Regions from separate parts of the Homo sapiens genome. Here all the other regions are linked to region 3. Evidence: chromatin contacts called from ENCODE Hi-C or POLR2A ChIA-PET data. All regions are on one chromosome and are shown on one strand. Each heading gives the region's core, a stretch centred on a gene start or an enhancer-like site at or near the end of the contact. The rest is flanking DNA. Distances are from core to core; before and after follow the strand shown.

The links. Hi-C counts contacts between places; a loop is a spot of excess contacts on that map. ChIA-PET counts read pairs that join two places held with the same protein, here RNA polymerase II (POLR2A). Pooled maps may share reads with other maps.
Region 1: a pooled map shows a loop between it and region 3 (10-fold over the local background). The contact joins the promoter of ATL3 here to the promoter of CSKMT in region 3. A Hi-C loop is called at or near these places in 1 of 37 single-sample maps with no recorded cell type and 6 of 50 pooled maps. POLR2A ChIA-PET finds 5 or more read pairs at or near these places in 1 of 52 experiments (A549).
Region 2: a pooled map shows a loop between it and region 3 (5-fold over the local background). The contact joins the promoter of CCDC88B here to the promoter of CSKMT in region 3. A Hi-C loop is called at or near these places in 2 of 50 pooled maps. POLR2A ChIA-PET finds 5 or more read pairs at or near these places in 3 of 52 experiments (GM10248, HEK293 and PC-9).
Region 4: a loop to region 3 is called in a pooled map, with 5 times the contacts of the local background. The contact joins the promoter of COX8A here to the promoter of CSKMT in region 3. A Hi-C loop is called at or near these places in 5 of 50 pooled maps. POLR2A ChIA-PET finds 5 or more read pairs at or near these places in 2 of 52 experiments (H1 and activated T-cell).

The regions. Positions count from the first base shown.
Region 1 is chr11:63,668,611-63,673,485 of GRCh38, forward strand. It overlaps ATL3 (atlastin GTPase 3), which reads right to left and starts at 2,766. Exons shown (of 13, transcript NM_015459.5): 1 at 2,680-2,766. The coding sequence starts at 2,725. RefSeq lists enhancers at 2,131-2,632, 2,633-3,132, 3,173-3,282 and silencers at 2,293-2,552, 2,583-2,642, 2,963-3,082.
Region 2 is chr11:64,338,354-64,343,177 of GRCh38, forward strand. It overlaps CCDC88B (coiled-coil domain containing 88B), which reads left to right and starts at 1,851. Exons shown (of 27, transcript NM_032251.6): 1 at 1,851-1,973; 2 at 2,254-2,399; 3 at 2,554-2,665; 4 at 2,756-2,825; 5 at 2,917-2,975; 6 at 3,068-3,151; 7 at 3,246-3,389; 8 at 3,641-3,786; 9 at 3,941-4,022; 10 at 4,169-4,327. The coding sequence starts at 1,914. It overlaps LOC102723878 (a long non-coding RNA gene), which reads right to left and starts at 2,439. Exons shown (of 4, transcript NR_188518.1): 1 at 2,188-2,439; 2 at 1,547-1,725. MIR7155 (microRNA 7155) reads right to left here and starts at 3,551; the gene lies at 3,496-3,551. RefSeq lists silencers at 2,390-2,469, 2,490-2,539, 4,404-4,698.
Region 3 is chr11:62,663,953-62,668,826 of GRCh38, forward strand. CSKMT (citrate synthase lysine methyltransferase) reads left to right here and starts at 1,360. Exons shown (of 3, transcript NM_001043229.2): 1 at 1,360-1,380; 2 at 1,695-1,994; 3 at 2,444-4,156. The coding sequence starts at 1,928. The coding sequence ends at 3,099. It overlaps LBHD1 (LBH domain containing 1), which reads right to left. Exons shown (of 7, transcript NM_024099.5): 4 at 3,571-3,795; 5 at 897-1,021. It overlaps C11orf98 (chromosome 11 open reading frame 98), which reads right to left and starts at 1,258. Exons shown (of 4, transcript NM_001286086.2): 1 at 1,179-1,258; 2 at 897-1,021. The coding sequence starts at 1,217. It overlaps SNORA57 (small nucleolar RNA, H/ACA box 57), which reads left to right and starts at 1,470; the gene lies at 1,470-1,618. RefSeq lists enhancers at 1,478-1,707, 2,378-2,487, 2,538-2,587, 2,608-2,707.
Region 4 is chr11:63,971,671-63,976,128 of GRCh38, forward strand. COX8A (cytochrome c oxidase subunit 8A) reads left to right here and starts at 2,950. Exons shown (of 2, transcript NM_004074.3): 1 at 2,950-3,124. The coding sequence starts at 3,011. RefSeq lists an enhancer at 2,864-3,303.

The sequences.
Region 1 (4,875 bases), core at 1,516-4,015, 1.0 Mb after region 3:
TATGACTAAATGGTACTGAAGATTCAGAAAATCCAAGGAGAGGGCTGAATCTGAAAATGATGCCAGGCTATATCACAAGTGGAGGAAAAAAACCTTTTTAATGGAATGAGCTCAGTAACACTTTTGTATCTCTTTCCTAAGAATAAGAATGCCACCAAAGGTTTGAATTAGCTGTGTTCCTTTTTTTTTTTTTTTTTTTTTTTTGAGACAAGGTCTCACTCTGTTGCCTAGGCTGGAGTGCAGTGGCAAGAACAAGGCTCACTGCAGAAAAAAGAAAAAAAAAAAGGCTCACTGCAGCCAACTTCCTGGGCTCACTCCATCCTCTCACCTCAGCCTCCTGAGTAGCCAGAACTACAGGCCTGCAACACCACGTTGGCTAACTTTTTTTTAATTTTTTTTTGGGTGGGGGGGGGCGTCTCACCATGTTGGCCAGGCTGGTCTTGAACTCCTGACCTCAGGTGATCCACCTGCCTCAGCCTCCCAAAATGCTGGGATTACAGGAGTAAACCACAGCTCCCGGCCAAGTAAGGATTTCCTAATTAGCGCCTACTATACCAGGAAAGCCTGTCTTCTAATCTGTTAACATACTTCAGCTGTGAAATATATCTAAGGTGTTCTGACAATCGAAATACCACGCAACTGGGCCAGGCGCCGTGGCTCACACCTGCAATCCCAGCACTTTGGGAGGCCGAGCTAGGAGGATCACCTGAGGTCAGGAGTTCAAGATCAGCCTGGCAAACATGGTGAAACCCCGTCTCTACTAAAAATACAAAAATTACCCAGGCGCGGTGGAGGGCGCCTGTAATCCCAGCTACCTGGGAGGCTGCGGCAGGAGAATCGCTTGAACCTGGGAGGCGGAGGTTGCAGTGAGCAGAGATCGCGCCATTGCACTCCACCCTGGGCGAGAGAGCAAGACTCCTTCTCACCAGAAGAAAAAAAAAGAAAAGAAAAAGAAAATTAAGCTAGTACACAACACCACATCTATCCCGTTACTTCTATTTCATGAATTCTACTACAATGAGGTAGTAAACTGTAGCTAATACAATAATGGGCCGGGCACGATGGCTCACGCCTGTAATCCCAGTACTTGGGAGGCCGAGGAGAGGAGGGTGGTTCACCTGAGGTCAGGAGTTCGAGACCAGCCTGGCCAACGTGGTGAAACCCCGTTTCTACTAAAAATACAAAAAATTAGCTGGGCCTGGTGGCGGATGTCTATAATCCCAGCTACTCGGGAGGCTGACGCAGGAGAATCATTTGAACCCAGGAGGCGGAGGGTGCAGTGAGCCGAGACTGCGCCACTGTACTCCAGTTTAGGTAGCAAAAACGAAACTCCGTCTCAAAAAAAAATAGCCGCGCATGGTGGAGAGCGCCTGTAATCCCAGCTACCCGGGAGGATGAGGCAGAAGAATTGCTTGAACCCAGGAAGCGGAGGTTGCAATCAGCCGAGATCGCGCCATTGCACTCCAGCCTGGGTGACCAGAGCAAAACTCCGTCTCAAAAAATAATAATAAAACAATGTGCTGGACTACTGCAATACTGAGATCCTTCTCAGCCAAGTGTTTACAGGTGTTAGAGCGGCAACAGGAATTTCTGGAGTACAAGCTAATCTCTGTGGGAATGGAAAAAAAAAAGCACTAATTTGAATTTCAGTACCTATGTTGCAATGCTAAATTCTTGACAGGGATTAGTACTCCGTAGGTTATGCTTCTTAAATCTCCAAAAGTAAGCCAATATGTGAAATCGTACATTTTTGGTCCGTTATTCTAAGACTGACAAAACGTTCCATTGCTTCGTATTTGAATTTGAGAACTGAGACTCATTTAAAAATTCTTCACTGTTCTTTTCCTTTTTGCTCTTCGATTTCGCAAGTGAAACGGTCATTTCAACAGCACACACATTACACTAGAATAAAGCCAAGTAAAATGACAGACTAAATCAGATCCGTGAATACACGGTGACTCCTTATTTGGTTTTTAATACTTTCACTATGTTTCATGTCTTCGGGAAAGCAAAAGAACAACGTACTGTGCCAAAAGCACTAACTTACGAAAAACCAATTTAGACCAATTCTTTACAGCGTTAAGTATGGGTTGAAAACCAACTTTCCTAATACTTGTGGTCAGTGCCTCAAGGTCGTTAGGATAAAAATAAAGCTTCCAAGACACTTCGCAGCCTTCCAGCACTTCCAGAAAGGCCAAATAAACCAGCATTCACCTTCCCGCTCCATCCAGGCCCCGATTCTCCGACCAGAGAGGGCGCTGAGTGCCCGGGCACGGAGGGGCAGCGCCCTGGGGCGCCCGGCTCTGCCCAGGGCGGGGCTCGGCGGGGCCGAAGCTCCGGACGCCGCCCACGGGGACCACCGGCCCTTGGGCCGCCCAGGGGCAGCTGCAGCCCAGGGGAGGAGCTGGAGGAGCCCCCGGCGGCACCAGGGCCCGAGCCCTGACGGCGGCCGCCCCCGGCCGAAAAGTAAGGAAGGTGCCGCCCTCGCTGGACCAGCTGGGCCCGAAGAGGGGCCCCCCCACCACAAATTCGGAAACCGAGTGACCCCGGCGAGGGACGCGCGGTCCCAGCCCCGGGACGAGGAAGGGCGGCGGCGCGGGCGGGGGTTCTTTTCAGAACTACAGCAGGGAAGGCGGCGGGGGTGGCCGCGGGGCGATCCAGGGAAAATCGGCGCCTCACCTGCTCCTCTTGAGGCAGCTGCTGCCACTCGCTGAGGGGACAACATGGAGCCTCCGCCTTCAAAGCAGAAGCAGCAGGGGTGCAGAGGAGAGGGACGGGTGCGGGCGGGAACGAACCGGGCCCTGGAAGCGGGAAACGGGCGGAGCCTGGGCTCTAGAAAAAACTAGCCAGAAGGTGGGGCACGCGGAGCCGCGACGGAGCGAGCGCAGCGCGGTCTGCGTGGCCCAACGGACAGCCCGAGGCGTGGCGAGCGCAGGACGAGGCTAGGCGAGGCGGGGCGGGAAAGCGCACGCGGCAGAATCCCGCCACCGCCTGCCGCGTGTGCGCGAAGCGAGCCGCCGGGTACCTGTTGGCGGGGCGCTGAGTGCTACCGTCCTTTGGGAATTGTAGTCCCGCGCTCACTGGGTCCCGGCCAGCGGTCCTCATACTGCGCACTCATCTGGGGCGGGGCTTGGCGTGGTTCTCCGACGACTGAACTACAACTCCCAGCAGGCTGTGCGGGAAGGGGCGGGCTGGCTCGGGTCCTCCTGCGAGCTGCGGCCGGCGCCTAACGTGCAGACCAGGCCCCAGGCCGAGGCTTTATCCTGGAACCACCAGTGTGAGAGACAGCTTTGGTGTTTAACTAGGCCTGGGACCACAGGTGGGCAGAAGAGAGGCCTCAACCCTGGATGGCATGAACGTCACTGGGTCTTTAATGATTTTGACTTCATAAGGGCAGGTGGCCGTGACTTCATTACCACCTTTATTATCATCTCCCTATATTCCTGTCCCTGGCCATGGCTGATGCGCACCATCACCGCTCTGATAGCTAATGTAAGAAGTCCAGGCCGGGCGCCGTGCCTCACGCCTGTAATCCCAGCACTTTGGGAGGCCGAGGCGGGTGGATCACCTGAGGTCGTGGGCGTTCGAGACCAGCCTGACCAACATGGAGAATCCCCGTCTCTACTAAAAATACGAAATTAGCCAGGCGTAGTGGCGCACGCTTGTAATCCCAGCTAGTCCAGAGGCTGAACAGGAGAATCGCTTGAACCCAGGAGGCGGAGGTTGCAGTGAGCCGAGATCGCACCATTGCACACCAGCGTAGGCAACAGGAGCAAAACTCCATCAAAAAAAAAAAAAAAAAACTTGCACGCACATCCCAGCATTCTCTGCTCCTTTTCCCTGCATTACTTTTCTCCAAAAGACTTCATACCACTTGGCCAGGCGCGGTGGCTCACGCCTGTAATCCCAGCACTTTGGGAGGCTGAGGTGGTTGGATCACCTGAGGTCGGGAGTTCAAGACCAGCCAGGCTAACATGGTGAAACCCCATCTCTTCTAAAAATACAAAAAATTAACCAGGCGTGGTGGCAGGCGCCTGTAATCCCAGCTACTCGGGAGGCTGAGGCAGGAGAGGTTGCATTGAGTGGAGATGGCACCACTGCACTCCAGCCTGGGAGAAAGAGCAAGACTCCATCTCAAAAAAAAAAAAAAAAAAAAAGACTTCCTGCTACTATCTGACTTATGTTTTACCTTTCATTGTGTTTGTCTCTTCCCACTGAATGTAAGTTCCAAACAGATAGGAATTTTTGTCTGTTTTGTTTACTTGTATATCCCCAGTCCCTAAATACTGCTGGCAGATAATAGAGACTCAAATATCTATTGAATTAATGGATGAAGAAGATATATGTTACATCTAACACTGCTCACTCACTTTCTGGTTCCTTTAATATTAAATACCTAACTTTTACTATTGAACAAAATACCCTAGTTTATTTTAAGGGCTCCCCAGAGATTCACTGAAATCCAACTTCTCAGGAAGTGACCAGCAAATACTGATATATGTCTCAATATTACATCATCAAGGTATCAAGGTCAATGTTAGCACATCAGCATTGTAGCCCTTGTAGAAGCTTTTGGCATTTGGAACAAAACAGTACAAATTATAGGTGGACTTAAGGATTAGTCACAACTTAGAAAGCAACCCCTGTAAATGAGAAACATGTTTTGTGTTATTTCCTTCTCAAATATCCAGGGTCATCAAAACACTGGACATTGAAAGTGCCAAATATTGACAATACTGGTTACAGCCTGCCTTCAGCTATCTCACTCTGAATTGAGTTATGTGCTATGATCAGAGGTTGAGCTTCCCTTGAGGTTTTCCAGAAGTAGGTGACATGTAGACATATTTGAGTGGACAGACTACTGGCTTTGGGGTC
Region 2 (4,824 bases), core at 601-3,100, 1.7 Mb after region 3:
CCTTCACATTTAGAGTCCAACTTGTTTGAATCATTTTTGGTCTGAGAGTCGTGATGTCTGTGTCTGCCTGCCACCTCCTTCTCTGAGTCCTTGAGAGTTCTACGGAGAGCAGTACTGCTCCAAACATTCCATAAAACAGCCAGGCGCTCTTAAGCCAGCTTTACAATTGTGCAGATGAAGTGGAGCCGAGTTTTCACTCTGCTCTAGGAGTGTCACTGACAGGCCGGGCGTGGTGGCTCACACCTGTAATCCCAGCACTTTCAGAGGCCGAGGTGGGTGGATTGCCTGAGGTCAGGAGTTCGAGACCAGCCTGGCCAACATGGTGAAACCCTGTCTCTACTAAAAACACAAAAAAGCATCTGGGCGTGGTGGCAGGTGCCTATAATCCCAGCTACTCAGGTGGCTGAGGCAGGAGAATTGCTTGAACCCGGGAGACGGAGGTTGCAGTGACCCGAAATTGCACCATTACACTCCAGCCTAGGCGACAGACACAGCGAGACTCCGTCTCACCAAAAAAAAAAAAAAAAAAAAAAAGGGAGTGTCACTGACAAGCCTGGTTCCCTTCCCCTGGGGTTTCCCACCATTTGAGTCCCAGGGCTAAAAAGGGTTCTGCTTGCCTCTAGGATTTCTTCCAAGCTGCTGACACTCTTCTGAAGGATTTGATGCTGGTGCTTTTCAGGTGTGGGTCCTGACAGTGATGTTGGGACGGCAGCTAGCCAGACAGCAACTGTACCATGTAAACTCACTTCAGAGGTGTAGAATGGGGGCTGCGTGAGGCAGCTCATGCCGTCATCTCAGCCCTTCAGGAGGCCAAGGCGGGAGGATCACTTGAGCCCAGGAGTTCGAGACCAGCCCGGGCAACACAGCAAGACTCTGTCTGTACAAAAAACAAGCAAAATAATTAGCCAGGTGTGGTGGCACACACCCGTAGTCCCAGTTACTCAGAAGGCTGAAGTAGGAGAATTGCTTAAGCCCAGGAGGTTGAAGTTGCAGCGAGTTGTGATCTTGCAACTGCACTCCAGACTAGGTCACAGATTCAGACTCTGTCTCTTAAAAACAAAACAAAACAAAAAGTGAAACGTGAACATTAAGCATCTTGGAATAGATAAAACATGCATAATTTCCAATCTTTTTGCTGACCATGCTTCCAGCTGCCTCAGAGCAGTTGCACATTCTGTTCCTGCTGCCTGGAATACCCTCCCTTCCTTTCCACTTTGCCCTGTTAACCCAGCCATCCCTGATCTCATGCGTACTCCAGGATGCCTTCCCTGATCATCCTGCCGAGGTCAAATCCCCTCCCCTTCATAGCACCTAGTATGGCTACAACAGTCTCGAGTGTATAGAGGATGGGGTGGGGTGAGGTCACAGGAATGATGCTCCCTTCTATCTGGGGTTCAAGGGAGGCTTCTTGGAGGAGCATCTGAACCAGGCTTCCCAGGGGATGTGGTTTGGGTAACTTTGAGAAATACTGAAGGGAAAAGAAAGAACGCTGTAGTGAGTGAAGCCTGGCATTTGGGAAGATGGGTGTGTGGGTGACCAAACTCACCACGCAAGGCCCAGAGCCCTTTTGAGGCCCTCGAAGGTCCCAGGCTGGGGTCATCCTCTCCAGTTTCAGTTTGAGAAAACAAGGCCCAGAGAGGTGAAGGGCTGTTCGGTCATTGCCCATGGAGCCAGGGGAGCTGTGGGCCTTCCGCCGCCAACCTCTGGGCTAGCCCTGCAGAGATGCTAGGAGGATGCAGGGAGGTGAGGTGGGGGCTGAGGTAGGACTCAGACTGCCCAGGCCCGCCTGCACCCGGAAGGAGGAAGCTGCACAGGGTGTCTGTGGCTGGCCCCGGGATCCCCCACTCGGGGACTTCCTCTTCCTCTCAGGGCAGGTGCAGCTGCCACAGTGAGACGGGCACCCCGACCCGGGCATGGAGGGGGGCAAGGGGCCCAGGCTCAGAGACTTCCTGAGTGGGAGTCTGGCTACCTGGGTGAGGGGGCAGGTGGCAGCGGGTTGGGGAGGGGAAGTGAGCCCCAGCCAGGGGCTGGTGTTGGCGCTGGCCGGGGGAGGGTGAGGCAGAACCAGGCCGGAGGGGAGGGCTGGGTTCAAATGTGGGGGATGGAGATATGGTGTGGGGGGCTGTGGTGAGGGAAGAGGGGACAGAGGCACTCAGAGGACGGGTGAGAAGGGGTGCTTGGGCTCACTGGGGCAGGTCGGAGGGGCTCAGGGTTCACTCTGCTGGTCGGCTGACCCCTCTGGGCTCCTCACAGGCGCTGGGACTGGCCGGGCTGGTCGGGGAGGCGGAGGACTCGGAGGGGGAAGAAGAGGAAGAGGAGGAAGAGCCGCCCCTTTGGTTGGAGAAGAGATTCCTGCGCCTCAGCGATGGGGCCCTGCTCCTCCGGGTGCTGGGCATCATGTAAGGGGCATCGGGCCGGGGCGGTGGCGGGGAAGGATCTGAGAGGAGGGGAAGCGGGTGGGCGGAGCCTGATGCTCAGTGGGCGGGGCCTGAGGGACGGTGGGCGAGGCCTGTTGACGGGAGGCGGGTCCTCGAGCCCACCTCCGGCTCATAGTGCCCCCAGCTCCCGAGGGGGACCTCGGATGCTCAGAGGCCTTGACGGACCTGCTGCCTGGCGAGTGTGGAACCTGAACCACCTGTGGGGCCGACTGAGGGACTTCTACCAGGTAAGGGGTCTCGAGGGAAAGGCGGAGACAGGAGGGGAAGAGGAGCCCCTTCGGGAAGGCGCCTCATATAGTCTGCCTCTCTGCCTCCAGGAGGAGCTGCAGCTGCTGATCCTGTCGCCACCCCCAGACCTCCAGACATTGGGATTTGACCCTCTCTCAGGTGCTCTCCCCACCCACACCCTCCTGCCTCTGCCCCCGCACTACTCTACCTTCCCCGCCCCAGTTAACCCCTTGTGGCATGTGCCTTGCAGAAGAAGCGGTGGAGCAGCTGGAAGGCGTTCTTCGGCTACTGTTGGGAGCGTCAGTACAGGTGAGCCGGCGGTGGGAAGGAAAGGTTAGGGTCGAGCTTTGGCGGTAGAGGAGGGAGATCCTGCACCAGCTCCCCTTCCTGTCTCCCCTCAGTGTGAGCACCGGGAACTCTTCATCCGCCACATCCAGGGCCTCAGTCTCGAGGTCCAGAGCGAGCTGGCCGCTGCCATCCAGGAGGTACTGAGACGGTTCGGCAGCCCAGACTGGTATGGCACCTGGGACGCCCTTGCCACACCGCGGCTTCCACTGAACTGCTCTTCCTGCGCCCCAGGTGACCCAGCCGGGGGCCGGCGTGGTGCTGGCACTGTCTGGGCCAGATCCTGGGGAGCTGGCACCTGCCGAGCTGGAGATGCTGTCCCGGAGCCTGATGGGGACACTGTCGAAGCTGGCACGGGAGCGTGACCTGGGGGCCCAGGTAGGGGCAGCAGGGGCATCGTGGACTCAGGTTGGGGAACTGGAGGACCATCAGGGAGCCGGTTGTGCAAGGGAGATGGAAGTTTGGGGCCCAGGCATGGGGTTGTGGTCTGAGGTCTTGGGCCATCAGTGATGTCACAACCAGATGGCCCAAGACCCCAGACCACAACCCCATGTCTGGTGTTGTGGTTGGGGGTCGATGTGCAGAGGCATTGGATAAGTTAGTCCTGACCCTTGACCCCTGACCTACAGCGGCTGGCTGAACTGCTGCTGGAGCGAGAACCCCTCTGCTTGAGGCCTGAGGCTCCCTCTAGGGCTCCCGCCGAGGGCCCCTCGCACCATCTGGCCCTGCAGCTGGCCAACGCCAAGGCTCAGCTGCGGCGTCTGCGGCAGGAGCTGTGAGTGTGCGCAGCCTGGGAAGGGGACTGAGTGGAGAGGGGCAGATTAAGCCTGGATGGGACCCTAGCCCTGGTGGCTACGGGAGGGGTCAGGCCTGGGAAGGGCTGGGGGTTGTGGGCCCCCAGACCCTCCCTAGACTCCCCTTCCCTCCAGGGAGGAGAAGGCCGAGCTGCTGCTAGACTCCCAGGCCGAGGTGCAGGGTTTGGAGGCCGAAATAAGAAGGCTCCGCCAGGAGGTGCGCTCACATGCTCCCCGCCACCGCGGCATTCCCTAACCTCCCCGCACCCGGTCCCATTGCCTCCCTCCCAACCCGGCTCCTTCCCGTCCCTAATCCCTCTGGCCCGCGGCTGGCTGTTCCCAGCTCCACACCGTCTGGCCCAGGCCCAGGCGCTGTCGGGACAGGCCAAGCGGGCCGAGCTGTACCGCGAGGAGGCAGAGGCGCTGCGGGAGCGGGCCGGCCGCCTGCCCCGCCTGCAGGAGGAGCTGAGGCGCTGCCGCGAGCGGCTGCAGGCGGCTGAGGCCTACAAGAGTCAGCTGGAGGTGAGGCGGAGACGGAGCCGCGGGGCGGGGCGTGCGCGAGGGGGCGGGCCAGGAGGAGGGGCGAGATTGGGTCCCGAGGGCAGAGAGGCAGGTTCTCTGGAGGGGACAGTCACAGGTGGAGAAATGGGTGAGGACAAATTCAGGGAGGTGGCGTCTGGGAAAGGGCCTCCAGAGGATGGGGCAGGTGTAGGGGAGTGGGGGGGCTGTGTAAGTGATGCAGCCTTGGAAGGAGGGCTGTTCCCGGGGGGGAGGGGCGGGGCATGGACAGAAGGGCGGGGCCTGCACAAAGGGCGGGGCCAGGGGCGAGGGAGAAAGTACCTGAAGAGATCTTGGTGGGAAGAAGATGGAAGGGAGTGGCGGGGCCTAGAGACTGATGGGGTGCAGGGTGGGGGAGGGAGGCAGGGTCTGTGACAGGCTGAGGGGAAGGAGTTTGGGACCCTCAGGCGCTGGAGTGCATGGGGGCTGCGTGGCTACCGGTTCTCCCTGCTCTCCCACCA
Region 3 (4,874 bases), core at 110-2,609:
ATCCCAGCTACTCGGGAGGCTGAGGCAAGAGAATAGCTTAAACCCAGGAGGCAGGGGTTGCAGTGAGCCGAGATCATGCCACTTCACTCCAGCCTGGGCAACAGAGGGAGACTCTGTCTCAAAAAAGAGGAAAAAAAAAAAAAAAAAAAAAAAGGACACAGAAAGTAATTAATGGGATGGGAACTCTTCCTCAAGACACAGGAGGCCTTGAAACTTACAAGTGAAATCCTATGAGTGCCTTTGGGAAAATTCTTCGAGTTTTATGCGCCTATGTGTGCACTTTTCTGTATGTAAAAATAAGTTTACTTATAAAAATCTGTGTGAATGTATAACATTACTTGGAGAATGGAGAGCCAACAGATTTCCTGATATTCTTTTTTTTTTTTTTTTTTTTTTGAGACGGAGTCTCACTCTGTGGCCCAGGCTGGAGTGCAGTGGCGTGATCTCGGCTCACTGCAACCTCCGCCTCCCAGGTTCAAGCAATTCTCCTGCCTCAGCCTCCCGTGTAGCTGGGACTACAGGTGCCGGCCACAACGCCTGGCTAATTTTTGTATTTTTAGCAAAAACGGGGTTTCACCATGTTGGTCAGGCTGGTCTCGAACTCCCGACCTCAGGTGATCCGCCCACCTCAGCCCCCCAAAGTGCTGGGATTACAGGTATGAGCCACCATCCCCGGCTTTCCTGAGATTCTTAACAGAATCCAAAACCCAAAGAAAGGTTGTCTGCTACAGGTATTGTGAGAGGCTATCAGAGCTTAGGAACTAACAGCCGACAGACATTCCCCGCATAAGCGTCAGTGCACAAGGTGAGCTGAGAGGTGAAGCTGCTCCGGAGCTCTGCAGGGAGGAAGGAAGACTCGGTGGGGACGACCAACAGGAAGAGGGTCTAGTACTTACGCCCGCTTCTTGAGGTGGTGCCGCGTGATCAGCCCTTGGTCTATCACAGCCCCGACCACCCGGTGCCTCAGACGCCGCTCCCGATTCAACACCCGCCGGCGTTTGAACAGCTTCTTCTTCAGCTCCTGCCGGGGAGAAAGATGCGAATCAGATGGAGTGGGCTCGCCGCGACCCGGGGCCCCTCCACCAGGCAGCCCCGGCCCCTCACTGATCCCATCTCGTGCGAGATAAAAGGGCTCAGGAACGCTTGAGGAAACAAAGTCGCGGCCCCCACACAGTCACCGTTCGGGGCCGGTTGATCTTTCCCCCCGGAGCTCCCATAGTCGCGATTCCACTCCAGTTCACGGTCCGTACTTCCGCTCAGCGCCGGATCCGCGGGGCTCCGCCCCGGCCTTCCGCGGGCCAATCGCAACTCGGGGGCGGGTCCTCGGGCTATATAAAGGAGCTCCGCGGTGCGGGAGGCCTTTCGGAGGGTGGTGAGCTAGTAAGTGTGGTTTTAGCTGTAGTAGCCAGATTGGGCGGCCGGGAGTGGTGGGGGTGCCGGGTGGAAGGCTCTGGGCGGGGTCTCAGGACCCTCCTTTTCTTGGCGGGGATCGGGCTTGTGGTGCCGCTCCCCGTAATGTACGGAGGAAGAGGGAAAGGGCTCTGGCCCCCTCGGCGTCATGTCTTCGGTGCTGGCGGCTTCCCATCCGCTGGTTCTATCCTCAAACGCCGGGACACCGGGAATCTCGGAGAAGGACAACCGAGATCCAGCTGGCTCCTCCATCGGGGTGCTCACACTTTCTCATTTGATTTCAGGTCTGCGGACGCTGTATACCCTCCTCCACTTCCCGCTGCAGCCAATAAAGGCCGTTCCTACCATAGTCTGTGTCCGCGTTCTTTTTTCCGGGACTGCAGAGTTCGGGGAAGCTGTACGCCGCCTTTCGCTACGCGGAATTTGCAGATCTTCCCCTGGACCTCAGGCCTCTCCGGCTGGAGTAGGGTGGACGCTTCACATAAGCTTCTCTGGTCGAACTTACCCGAATCTCCAGATGGCCGCGCTGCGTCGAATGCTCCACTTGCCGAGCCTGATGATGGGGACGTGCCGCCCCTTTGCGGGTAGGGAGGTGGGGGCAGAGTGGAGAGGGCAAGGTGGGGGCAGAGTGGGGAGGGTAAGGTGGGTTCCTCGTGAGTCAGGAGTGTAGTCCCTGAAATTGTGATTCTCAAACCCTACGGTGGGCCGTGCGTGGTGGCTCACGGCTGTAATGCTAACACTTTGCCAGGCCGAGGCGGGCAGATCGCTTGGCCCAGGAGTTCGAGACCAACCTAGGGCAACATAGCGAGACCCTGTCTACAAAAAAAATTAACCGGGCACGATGGCGCCTATAGTCCTAGCTACTCAGGAGGCTGAGGTGGAGGCTTCAGTGAGCCATCATTGTGCTACTGTACTCAACCCTGGGTCACAGAGTGAGACCCTGTCTCAAAAAAAAAAAAGACGCCAGTGTGTATATACGACGTTTTTGCAGTGGCGACATAGACCAAGTGACACCCTCCAACCGTGCCCACAGGCTCACTGGCTGATAGTTGCCTGGCGGACCGCTGTCTCTGGGATCGGCTGCATGCCCAGCCTCGTTTGGGCACTGTCCCCACCTTCGACTGGTTCTTTGGATACGACGAAGTCCAGGGGCTCCTACTGCCATTGCTGCAGGAGGCACAGGCTGCCAGTCCTCTGCGAGTGCTGGATGTGGGCTGTGGGACTTCCAGCCTATGTACAGGCCTCTACACCAAATCTCCACACCCAGTGGATGTGCTGGGGGTGGACTTTTCTCCTGTGGCTGTGGCCCACATGAATAGCCTCCTGGAGGGTGGCCCAGGCCAAACACCTCTATGCCCTGGACACCCTGCCTCAAGCCTCCACTTCATGCACGCCGATGCTCAGAACCTGGGGGCTGTGGCTTCTTCAGGCTCTTTCCAACTACTGCTGGACAAAGGCACATGGGATGCTGTTGCCCGGGGAGGTCTGCCTAGGGCTTACCAGCTTCTATCAGAATGCTTGAGGGTTCTAAACCCTCAGGGGACCCTGATTCAGTTCTCAGATGAGGACCCTGATGTGCGACTGCCCTGCCTGGAACAAGGGTCCTATGGCTGGACTGTGACTGTGCAGGAGCTAGGCCCGTTCAGGGGCATCACCTACTTTGCTTACTTGATTCAAGGCTCTCATTAAAGACATTTTAGTAGTCCTGACCCTAGTATTTCTGTGGGCAAGGAGAGGGCTGAAGAACTGTCTTTGCAAGCTATCTGGCTGCAAAGTGAGAATTTGAGTCCTGGCTTCCACATTTACTAGCTGGGTGCCATATTGCTGAATGTTTCTGTTCCCCAGTTTACTCATCTGCAGAGTGAGAATAACTTGGAGTTACGGAGATTACATACAATGATGTGCGCAATATTTAGCACAAAATGAATGCTGAAAAGAGAAGGTACAATTGGGTCATTCCCCAGTTTCAACTAACTGGAGCTCCTAAAAGCAGCAGACAGGAACTGAATCAAAACCCCTGCGCTGACTGACTTGTATAATCTAGTGGCCTAACCTGTAAGCCTCATTTTTGTCACCTGTAAAAGGAGATTGTAAGAGGATGGGTATAAGGAGCTTCATAAACCTGGATGAGATATTTGAGGGGGAGGGAACAATACTTACCCTCAAAGCTATTAGGAGGCAGGAGATGGGAATATTCCACAAAGCCACTTCTACAAACACGGGAGCCTGTTGAGTCCCAGAAGGGACAGTGGTTGGTGGCTTCCAGACATGCTGTGTCCTCAAGAATCCAACAAGCATCTTCTTCATCCTGGTCCTGCCCCCAGCTGAGTCCAGCGTTAAATGTTCTTAAAGGACTTCTAGGGTCCTGTGGGCTCCAAGCCCAGCCTGGGATGGAGGAAGAGAGGGGACAAAAATATTACTGATATATTATCAAATTACAAAACTAGGCCAGGCATGCTGGCTCATACCTATAATCACAGCACTTTGGGAGGCCAAGGTGGGCAGATTGCTTGAGCCCTGGCAATAAAGTGACACCCCTAACTCTACAAAAACAAATGAGCCCGGGATAGTGGCACAGGCATGTAGTTCCAACTACTCAGGAGGCTGAGCTGGGAGGACTGCTTGAACCCTGGGAGGTCAAAGCTGCAATGGGCCATGATAAGCTGCTGCACTTGAGCTAAAAATTAATTTCTGTGGTATTTTTTGCTTATAAAAAAATAGAGCAATTATATCACTAAGAGCCTAACCTCGCAGCCTCAATTTTCTCATTTATAAAGGGGAAGTACCTTCATTGGGTTGTTCTGAAAATCATGAAGTAAAAGTGTTTAGCATAGTACCTGGTACATAGTAAATGCTCAAAAGAATGTAGCTTCTTGGGAGGCTGAGGCGGGCAGATTGCCTGAGCTCAGGAGTTTGAGACCAGCCTGGGCAATATGGTGAAACCCCATCTCTACTAAAATACAAAAAAAATTAGTCGGGCGTGGTGGCCTGAACCTGTAGCCCCAGCTACTCAGGAGGCTGAGGCAGGAGACTTGCTTGGACCTGGGAGGCAGAGGTTGCAGTAAGCCGAGATCCTGCCACTGCACTCCGCCTGGGCAACAGAGGGTGACTCTGTCTCAAAAAAAAAAAAAAAAAAAAAAGTAGCTTCTGTAACAGTACACAGACGGGGCCGGGCGCGGTGGCTCACGCCTGTAATCCCAGCACTTTGAGAGGCCCAGGCAGGCGGATCACAAGGTAAGGAGATCCTGGCGAACAAAGTGAAACCCTGTCTCTACTAAAAATACAAAAAAATTAGCTGGGCGTGGTGGCGGGTGCCTGTAGTCCCAGCTACTCGGGAGGCTGAGGCAGGAGAATGGCACGAACCCAGGAGGCAGGGCTTGCAGTGAGCAGAGGTCATTGCCACTGCACTCCAGCCTGGGGGACAGAGCAAGACTCTGTCTCAAAAAAAAAAACCAAAACCAAAA
Region 4 (4,458 bases), core at 1,700-4,199, 1.3 Mb after region 3:
GTTGGAAACAGTGGTGAACCAACACAGGCTCTGCCCTCAGGTGGCCCCTAGTCTTGATGGAGACCCACCATGTGGGGCAGGGCTGACACAGGTGTTGCTGGGCACAGAGGAGACACAGGCTTGGGGTGACCAGCGAAGGCATCCTGAGTAGTGCCACCCCACATATCTTCCTAGCACATCATGGTTTTATTTTCACCGTGACACTTACACAATAGTTTCTAATTAAGTGCCTGTTTATTGTCTGTTTTTTCCCTCCAGAAGTCAGCTTTGTGACAAGAAACTCTATCCACCTCGTTCATACTGGTGTCTACAATAGTTCCTAACACACAGTAGAGGCTAATAAATATTCACTGAATAAAGTAAGTGGTATCATTAACTGGAAGCCAGGAAGCAGGAGTTAGCATGGTGAAAAAGGCAGCCTGCATAGGAGCTGAAAAAATGAACATAAAATGCAGAAGCAACGCCGGGCACAGTGGCTCATGCCTGTAATCCCAGCACTTTGGGAGGCTGAGGCGGGCAGATGACATGAGGCCAGGAGTTCAAGACCAGCCTGGCCAACATGGCGAAACCCTGTCGCTATTAAAAATGCAAAAATTAGCCGGGTGTGGTGGCATACACCTGTAATCCCAGCTGCTTGGGAGGCTGAGGCAGGAGAATCGCTTGAGCCAGGGAGGTGGAGGTTGCAGTGAGCTGATATTGCACCACTGCACTCCAGCCTGGGTGATGCATGTCTCAAAAACAAAACCCAAAGTGCAGAGGCAAGGCCAGGTGCCCTGACAAATGCCTGTAATCCCAGCACTTTGGGAGGCTGATCTGGGTGGATCGCTTCAGCTCACGAGTTTGAGACTAGCCTGACTAACATAGCAAGACCCCCCTCCAGCTCTACAAACACTACAAAAATTAGGCTGGGCGCTGTGGCTCATGCCTGTAATCCCAGCACCTTGGGAGGCCAAGGTGGGTGGATCGCCTGAAGTCAGGAGTTCGAGACCAGCCTGGCCAACATGGTGAAACCTTGTCTCTACTAAAAATACAAAAAATAGCCGGGCATGGTGGCAGATGCCTGTAATCCCAGCTACTCAGGAGGCTGAGGCAGGAGAATTGCTTGAACCCGGGAGGCGGAGGTTGCAGAGAGCCAAGATAGTGCCACTGCACTCCAGCCTGGGCAACAGCGCAAGACTCTATTTCAAAAAAAAAAAAAAAAAAAAAAAGCCAGGCATGGTGGTGGGCACCTGTAATCCCAGCTACTTGGGAGGCTGAGGTGGGAGGTTGGCTTGAGTCTGGGAGGTGGAGGTTGCAAGGCTGCAGTGAGCCGAGATCACACCACACTCCACTCCAGCCTGGGCTTAGAGCTAGACCTTGTCTCAACATCAATAACAAAATGCAGAGTGCATTTTGAATGCAACAAAAGGCTTGTTGGTGGAAATCAGAGAGCAGGGTCGAAGGTGTGGAATATTGAAGAGTTTTGAGAGTTGAGGCTGGACAGTGACATCCGGGAATTGGGATTTTGACTAGGAAGCAATGGGGAGCCACTGAAAGTATATGACTTGGTCAGATTTAGGTTTAAAAAACCAAGAAGGAAGGGATGGGGGAGGGAGAGAGAGTGATAGGGTAGGAAGGAAGGGAAGTTGGCTGCTCCAGCATGGTAACTGGAATTGAAGAGTGTAATAGTAATTGAGGGAGGTTTGGTTACTAGGTCAGTGTCAGGAATTCTCAACAAAAACGACGGAGGCCTGGTGGAGAGGAGGGGACTCTCAATAGAGAGATTTTTTTTTTTTTTTTTTTTTGAGACGGAGTCTTGCTGTGTCGCCCAGGCTGGAGTGCAGTGGCGTGATCTCAGCTCACTGCAACCTCTGCCTACCGGGTTCAAGCAGTTCTCCTGCCTCAGCCTCCCTAGTAGCTGAGATTACAGGCATCTACCACCATGCCTGGCTATTTTTTGTATTCTTAGTCGAGATGGAGTCTCACCATGTTGGCCAGGCTGCTTTCGAACTTTTTTTATTGTTGTTTTTTATTTTTGAGATGGAGTTTCGCTCTTGTGGCCCAGTCTGGACTGCAATGGCTCAATCTCGGCTCACTGCAACTTCCGTCTCCTGGGTTCAGCAATTCTCCTGACTCAGCCTCCCGAGTAGCTGGAATTACAGGCGCCCACCACCATGCCCAGCTAATTTTTGTATTTTTAGTAGAGACGGGGTTTCACCATGTTGGCCAGTCTGGTCTCGAACTGTTGACCTCAGGTGATCCACCCGCCTCGGCCTCCCAAAATGTTGGGATTACAAGCGTGAGCCACTGCGCCCGGCCAATTTTTGTATTTTTCGTAGAGATGGGGTTTCACCATGCTGGCAAGACTGGTCTCAAACTCCTGACCTCAGATGATCTACCGGCCCCGGCCTCCCAAAGTGTTGGGATTACATGCGTGAGCCACTGCGCCCGGCCAATTTTTGTATTTTTCGTAGAGATGGGGTTTCACCATGCTGGCAAGACTGGTGTCAAACTCCTGACCTCAGATGATCTACCCGCCCCGGCCTCCCAAAGTGCTGGGATTAGAGGCGTGAGCCAACGCGCCCAGCCCGTACTTTTTTTTTTTTAGTACAGACGGCCTCCCAAAAGTTCTGAGATTACGGGCGTGAGCCACCACGCCCAGCCTGAATAGAGAGAGATTTAACAGTATGAATGAAGGGAGGAGTCAAGAACAGTTTAGGCTTCTCGCGTACATGATTGGGTGGCCCCAGATGTCATTCACAAGTATAAGCCTTGGAGGCGGAACATAACTCGAAGAAGAGCCCTTTTGTGCTCCGCCCATAGCGTAGGAAGGTGTCAATTGGCTGTTTCGAGGAACGCGCCAAAAACTGCCAAGGGCTGTGGGAGGTGTGTTCTTGCGTCATTTCCGAGAGACTTCCGCGCCGCAGTTTCCCTGCTTCCCCAGCTCCAGAACTTCCGGCCAGCGCAGCCATTTTGGCTTCCTGACCTTGGGCTACGGCTGACCGTTTTTTGTGGTGTACTCCGTGCCATCATGTCCGTCCTGACGCCGCTGCTGCTGCGGGGCTTGACAGGCTCGGCCCGGCGGCTCCCAGTGCCGCGCGCCAAGATCCATTCGTTGCCGCCGGAGGGGAAGCTTGGGATCATGGTGAGGAACGGGCCTGGAAGAGCGCGGGAGGCGCCGTGGGCTGACCCCTTCTGCCTAGCTGACCTCAGGTGGTCCTGAGAATGCCTCGCGCCCCGCAGCGTAGCGGGGAGCAGCAGTGCCGGTTTGGGCATGTCTGGAGGGCGCGAACGACGGGGACAGTGCCCGGGCGACAGTCGGGGCTGTCGGCGTTAGGTCTTTCCCCACAGCCCCAGGATCTCGGGTCTGGTCCTGTCAGGCCCTCCCTCTCCTGTCGCCTCCTCGCTGCGCCGCCTCCTGCCGACTTCTTTAGCCGCTCTGAGCCCATTTTCTCGTTGGTTCACTGGGGGATGCCTGACGCTGTCAGCGACGAAAATGGTTGTTACTGCTATTTATTTTATTTTATTTTATTTTACTTATTTATTTTGAGACGGGTTCTCGCTCTGTCGCCAGGCTGGAGTGCAGTGGCGCGATCTCGGCTCACTGCAGCCTCCGACTCCCGGGTTCAAGCGATTCTCCTGCCTCAGCCTCCCGAATAGCTGGGACTACAGGCGCGTGCCACCATGCCCAACTAAATTTTGTATTTTTAGTAGAGACGGGGTTTCACCATGTTGGCCAGGATGGTCTCGATCTCTTGACCTCGTGATCCGCCTGCCTCAACCTCCCAAAGTGCTGGGATTACAGGCGTGAGCCACTGCGCCCGGCCTGGGAGGGGGTTTTCAGGCAAGGAAGGATAGGTATCGTTTTGGAGTTACTGGCCCATGCAAGGATCCTGGGTCTTAACATACAGGCTTTGCTTTTTTTGTTTGTTGTTTGTTTTTTTGAGACGGAGTCTTGCTCTGTCACCCAGGCTGGAGTGCAGTGGTGCGATCTCGGCTTACTGCAACCTCCGCCTCCCAGGTTTAAGCCAAGCCATTCTCCTGCCTCAGTCTCCCGAGTAGCTGGGATCACAGGCGCCCGCCACCACTCCCGGCTAATTTTTTGTATTTTTAGTAGAGACGGGGTTTCACCATGTTGGTCAGGCTGGTCTCTAACTCCTGACCTTGTGATCCGCCCGCCTTGGCCTCCCAAATTGCTGGGATTACAGGTGTGAGCCACCATGCCCGGCCCAGACCAGCTTTAAAACAGGTTTCAATAAATCCTGCTTCCTGTCCCTTCCTTTACCATCTGGTGGTGCATTTCTCCCTGAACCCTAACCCCAGCTGTCTCTCCTTCCTCTCACTCTTCCCCCTCCTTATAACTGACCCTTTACCTCAAGGGTTAGCGTAGCTTTGGACCTGCTCTGTCTGCTCCGTGGAGCGTGGATTCCTTTAACGTGAGGATGCGGGGCCTCCCACTTGCCTCTGAGTCCTGGCTCC